Regions from separate parts of the Homo sapiens genome. Here region 2 is linked to region 1. Evidence: read pairs that join two places in POLR2A ChIA-PET (ENCODE). Cell type or tissue: MCF 10A. All regions are shown on one strand. Each heading gives the region's core, and the rest is flanking DNA. Links, peaks and the distances in the headings are about the cores only.

Region 1 (2,812 bases), core at 47-2,546:
GTGCATAATTGGTCCGGAGTGGTGCTAGCTGCAAAGCCCCACACCTGATTCTTGGACTCCCACGGAAATCTTGGTAGTATATTTTAAAATATACAGGTGGTGGCTCACGCCTGTAATCCCAGCACTTTGGGAGGCCGAGGTGGGTGAATCACCTGAGGTCAGAAGATCGAGACCAGCCTGACCAACATGGTGAAACCCATGTCTGCTAAAAATTCCAAAAAAAAAATTAGCTGGGTGTGGTGGTGGGCACCTGTATTCCCAGCTATTCAGGAGTCTGAGGCAGGAGAATCCCTTGAACTCAGGAGGTGGAGATTGCAGTGAGCCAAGATCACGCCACTGCACTCCAGCCTAGGCAACGAAGTGAGACTCCACTGCAAAAAAAAAAAAAAAAAGAAACTCAATAAATTCCTTTTTTGTTTTAAATAACTTACAATGGATTTTGTAGTGATTTTTTTTGGAGGGCGGATGTAGGTTAGAAAGACATCAAGCAGCCTGGGCAACAAAGAAACACTTCATCTCTACAAAAAATAAAAATTTGCTGGGCTTGATGGTGTGTAGTAGTAGTCTCAGCTACTTGGGAGGCTGAGCTGGGAGGATCACTTCAGCCCAGAAGTTGGAGGCTATAGTGAGCTATATCACACCACTGCACTCTAGCCTGGGAGACAGAGCGATACCCCATCTTAAAAAAAAAAAAAAAAGTCAAGGGTAAATACGGTTGTTGGAAGCCAGTTTTCTCACTGTTGGAGTGGGAGATTACAGGTAAGCAAGGGAGGGTGTTAGAATGATCCAGATGGCACTGGATTAGCATTGGAGACATCAGTATAACTCATGTTTAGCTTAATACTGATATAGATGTACATACAGAACTATTTTTAGATATATGGATATACATAGGCAAATATAGTACATGGACATATATTTCCTTGCTCTCTCAGCTGAAAGGCTTAGAGGCAATAACACCCCAATAGCAACAAGCACCCCAATAACTGAGCAATAGCAACAGGACTAGATCTTAGTTTCTTTCTTTTCTTTTCTTTTCTTTTTTTCTTAAGACAGAGTCTCTCTCTGTTGCCCAGGTTGGAGAGCAATGGCACGATCTCGGCTCAATGCAACCTCTGCCTCCCAGGTTCAAGCAATTCTCCCATCTCAGGCTTCCAAGTACAGGCGCCTACCACCATGTCTGTCTAATTTTTTGTGTTTTTACTAGAGACGAGGTTTTGCCATTTTGGCCAGGCTGGTCTCGAACCCCTGACCTCAGGTGATCCGTCTGCCTCAGCCTCCCAAAGTGCTGGGATTATAAAAATGAAAGAGCCAGACACAGTGGCTCAGTTTCTAACACCATTTTCCAATAAAAGGAACCAAGGACTCTTAGAGAAATGGCTGATTCAAGGAGTGGGGCAGGAAAGATGAACCTGGAGGCATCACAACTACATGAAATGTGCAGATCTTTCTTGGCTACTAAGGAAACTTAACCAACTAATCGAGACAATTTTATGAAATACAGGAAATCTGATATGGACTGTGATCTAGATAATATCAAGGAATTACTGTTAATTTTTTAGGAGTGACAATGACATTGAAATTAAGAAAATGTCTATATTTTTAGAGATGCGTCCCGAAGGATGAGGGGCTAAAATGACATGATATCTGGAATTTGCTGTAAAGAAAGGGGAAAATTGGGATAGATGAAGAAGTGTGGCAAATCTTGGTAACTGCTGAATCTCGGGTTCATTGTAGAATGTCCTCTGCTTCTGAGGATGCTTGAAATTTTTCATTAGCGCATTTCTTTTTTTTTGAGACAGAGTCTTGCTCTGTCACCCAGGCTGGAGTGTAATGGCTTGATCTCGGCTCACTGCAACCTCCGTCTCCCAGGTTCAAGTGATTCTCCTGTCTCAGCCCCCTGAGTAGCTGAGATTACAGGCGCCCACCCCTGAGCCCAGCTAATTTTGTTGTATTTTTAGTAGAGATGGGGTTTCACCATATTAGCCAGGCTGGTCCTGACCTCAGGTGATCCATCCGCCTCGGCCTCCCAAAGTGCTGGGATCACAGGCGTGGGCCACTGTGCCAGCCTCATAATGCATTTTTTTAAAAAGCTAGAAAAAGATTTGGGTTGAGAATAGAGTTAGCGATGTTCATTCCACCTGTAATCCCAGGCTGCGTAGGAGCTCCGATGTGATGGACGCTGCTGTGGCTGAGAGAGAGGTGTCGGTGGGTGGGCTGCCCCTGATCCAGGACTGAGCCAGGAGGGCCTCTGATCCCAGATCTGGAGTTGAGAAAGGGGAGTTGACTGCTGGAGGACCCATTTTTTTCTCTTATATCAGTGGCTGGCTGGGAAACCTGGGGTGCCTTTTCTTGATGTTGCCCCGCGCTCGCTAGCCCATGGAAGGCACACTAAACAGCAGAAGAAACAGAAGCTCCCACCCCACTTGTGTGTTTGTGGCTACCTAGCAGTTCTTGCTACTCTATTGTAGGGTGTGAGAAACAGTGATTACGGTAGAGTTTGTGATGTTTGTTTTTCTCAAGATCAAAACCCCATCTCCCCTCTGTTAACATAAACCATCAAAAGTCGATCTGTATTTAATTTTCCTTGGGTGGTCCTGGGTTGACATCTTGCCCTTTTGTCTTACCATAAGAACTTGGGAACCCAATCCTTTGTTCCATCTGCTCTGAAGACAGCCCACCTCCCGCTGCTGGCCTGGCGGTTCCAGCATGGATTCTGTGTTTTGAAACCTCATCTAAAGTTACAGGGAACAAGAGATCCTTACATTTCAAGTGAGCATTCTGAGCGAAAAGCATGTGTCCTGGCCACATT
Region 2 (2,812 bases), core at 161-2,660, 87 kb after region 1:
TTTTGACTCTACTGTTCTTTTTACTATTATGATGAAGTGTGTTGGTGTGAGTCTATACATTTATTTTGCTGACCCTTTTGATTTGGGAGTCCTTCAGTTCTAGGAGAGAAAATTTTGGGTGGAAGGCTGAGGATTATTTCTCTGATAATTTCTTCCCTTCTGGTTTCTTCTGTCTTATTGGAATTCCCATTAGTTAGATGTTAGGTCTCCTGGACTGACCCCTCTAACCTTTGAAACTTTTTCCTCATTTTTCTACTTTTCACAACTTTATTTTGGATAAAATTGTATTATTTAAAACTTTTATTGAGGCAAATTACATACAATAAACTGCACATGTCAAAGTGTAAAGCTTACTGTATATTATTACAAAAAAGCTGCTACGAACATTCATGCACGGATCTTTACATGGACATATACTGCATTTCTCTTGGGTAAATATTTAGAAAGAGAATGTCTTGACTATATGGCAGGTGCACTTTAACTTTTTAAGAAACGACCCCAAATTGATTTCCAAGGGGGTGGTACTGTTATATATTCCTACCAGCAGTGTATGAGGGTTCCAGTTGTTCCACATCCTTGCCAACATTTGGTATGGTCAGTCTTTTTTTTTTTTTTTTTTAGACAGAGTATCACTCTGTCACCCAGGCTGGAGTGCAGTGGTACAATCTTGGCTCACTGCAACCTCTGTTTCCTGGGTTCAAGCAATTCTCGGGCCTCAGCCTCCCGAGTAGCTGGGATTACAGGCGTGTGCCACCATGCCCAATTAATTTTTTGTATTTTTAGTAGAGTTGGGGTTTCCCCATGTTGCCCAGGCTGGTCTTGAACTCCTGACCTCAAGTGATCCACCTGCCTCAGCCTCCCAAAGTGATGCAATTACAGCTGTGAGCCACCGTGCCCAGCCCAATCTTTTTTTTCTTTGGGACAGGGTCTTGCTCTGTCTTGCAGGCTGGAGTGCAGTGGTGCAATCACAGCTTACTACAGCCTCAACCTGGGCTCAAGCAATCCTCCCACCTCATCCTCCCAAGTGAGCAGCTAGGCCACCACAACTGGCTAATTTTCTTTTTCTTTTATTGTAGACACAGAGTCTCCTCCCTATGTTGTCCAGGCTGGGCTCAAGCCATCCTCCTGCCTCTGCCTGTCAAAGTGTTGGGATTACAGGCATGAGCTACTGTGCTTAGCTGGTCAATCTTTTTAATTGTAGACATTCTAATAGCTATGCAGCGGTATTCACTGTGGTTTAAATTTCCATTTCCCTAATGCCTGTGATGGTAAGCATATTTTCATGTATTTTCTTGGGTGAAATATGTGTTCAAATCTTTCAGTCATCTTTTAAAAGCGTTATTTTCTCATTGAGTTTTGAGTTTTAGTATTCCATATACAAATCCTTATATCAAATAGATAACTTGCAAATATTTTCTCCCACTCTGTAGCTTATTTCCAAATATTTGGAGTGTTTCCAGATGTCTTTCAGTGTTGATTTCTAATTTAATCCCACTGTGGTTAGAGAACATATTTTGTATGATTTGAGCCCTTACAAATTTATTAAGACATTTTGTGACTCAGAATATGGTCTATTTTGGCAAATGTTCTGTGTACGTTTGAAAAGAATGCGTAATCTGCTGTTGTTGGGTGGAGTCAAGCTGAATTGTAGCATTGTTTAAGTCTTCTAAATCCTTATTGATTTTTACTCTACTTGTTCTGAGAGGGGTTTAAAAAATTCTGACTATATTTGTGGATTTTCTATTTTTCCCTATAATTTTATCTTTTTTTTTCTTCATTTATGTTGATGCTCTGTTATTATATGCTTAAACACTTAGAACTGCTATGTCCTGTTCGTGAAACGGCCCCTTTGTCATAATGAAACAAGCCTCTTTTATATCCTTGGTACTACTCTTTGCTCTAGTTCTACTTTGATATTGATATACCAATTCAATTTTCTTTTGATTAGTATTAGCGCTTTTCCATCCTTTTACCTTTAACCTACTTATGTCTTTAGATTTAAAAAGGGTTTCTTGTTGACAGTAATAGTCGGCTCTTGCATTTTTAGCCAATCTGACATTCTTTGCATTTTAATTAGTGTATTTAGGACATTTATATCTAGTGTGATTATCGATATAGTTGAGTTTAAATCTACTATTTTGCTATTCTTTTTCTTATTGTCCTATCTGTTCTTTGTTCCTTTTTCCCTTTTCTGCTTCCTCTGGATTATTTTTAATGATTTCATTTTATCTACTTTGTAGATAACTATATATTAACTTTGTTAACTATAACAAGGTTACAACTCTTTAACTATAACGTTGTTGAATTACTGAAATGGTTACCTTGCATTTACAGCACAGTCCTGTGTTGCTTAAAGACGGGTACATTCTGAGAAACACATCACTGGGTGATTTTGTCACTGTGTGAACATCATACAGTGTACTTGCAAACCTAGATGGTATAGCCTCCTACACACCTTGGCTGTATGGTACAGCCTACTGCACCAGGGCTACAAGCCTGCATAGCATGTTATTGTTCTGAATACAGTAGGTGGCTGTAACAGAATGGTAAGTATTTATACATGCAAACATACAATAGAAAGGGTACAGTAAAAAATACAGTATTATAATCTGATGGAACTGCTGTTGTATACACGGTTTGTTTTTGACCAAAACGTTATTATACAGCACATGACTACATACACATTTCACTTTGCACAGTCTACCTTCACATATAATTATACTACCACACCACATATAGTTATACTACTTCACATATAGCCTAAGAATTTTACAAAAGCATGCTTCTATTTCTCTCCTCTTAGACTTTGTGT

The links. Peaks named below come from ENCODE experiments on the same cell type or tissue, not always from the same donor. Only the 100,000 strongest peaks of a DNase experiment are listed, where the experiment ranks them.
Region 2: POLR2A ChIA-PET joins it to region 1 with 6 read pairs; 5 of 35 experiments call an interaction of 5 or more read pairs at or near these places.

What each region holds. Positions count from the first base shown.
Region 1 is chr6:151,161,539-151,164,350 of GRCh38, reverse strand. No RefSeq gene overlaps it. Among named protein-coding and RNA genes, the nearest start is that of MIR12131, 60 kb to the right of the region's middle. RefSeq lists an enhancer at 1-452. In MCF 10A, for the core only: no CTCF peak of the experiment used is centred there; no DNase peak of the experiment used is centred there.
Region 2 is chr6:151,074,457-151,077,268 of GRCh38, reverse strand. The region is part of intron 26 of MTHFD1L (methylenetetrahydrofolate dehydrogenase (NADP+ dependent) 1 like); the gene reads right to left. Among named protein-coding and RNA genes, the nearest start is that of MIR12131, 27 kb to the left of the region's middle. In MCF 10A, for the core only: no CTCF peak of the experiment used is centred there; a DNase peak (open chromatin) is centred at 1,548.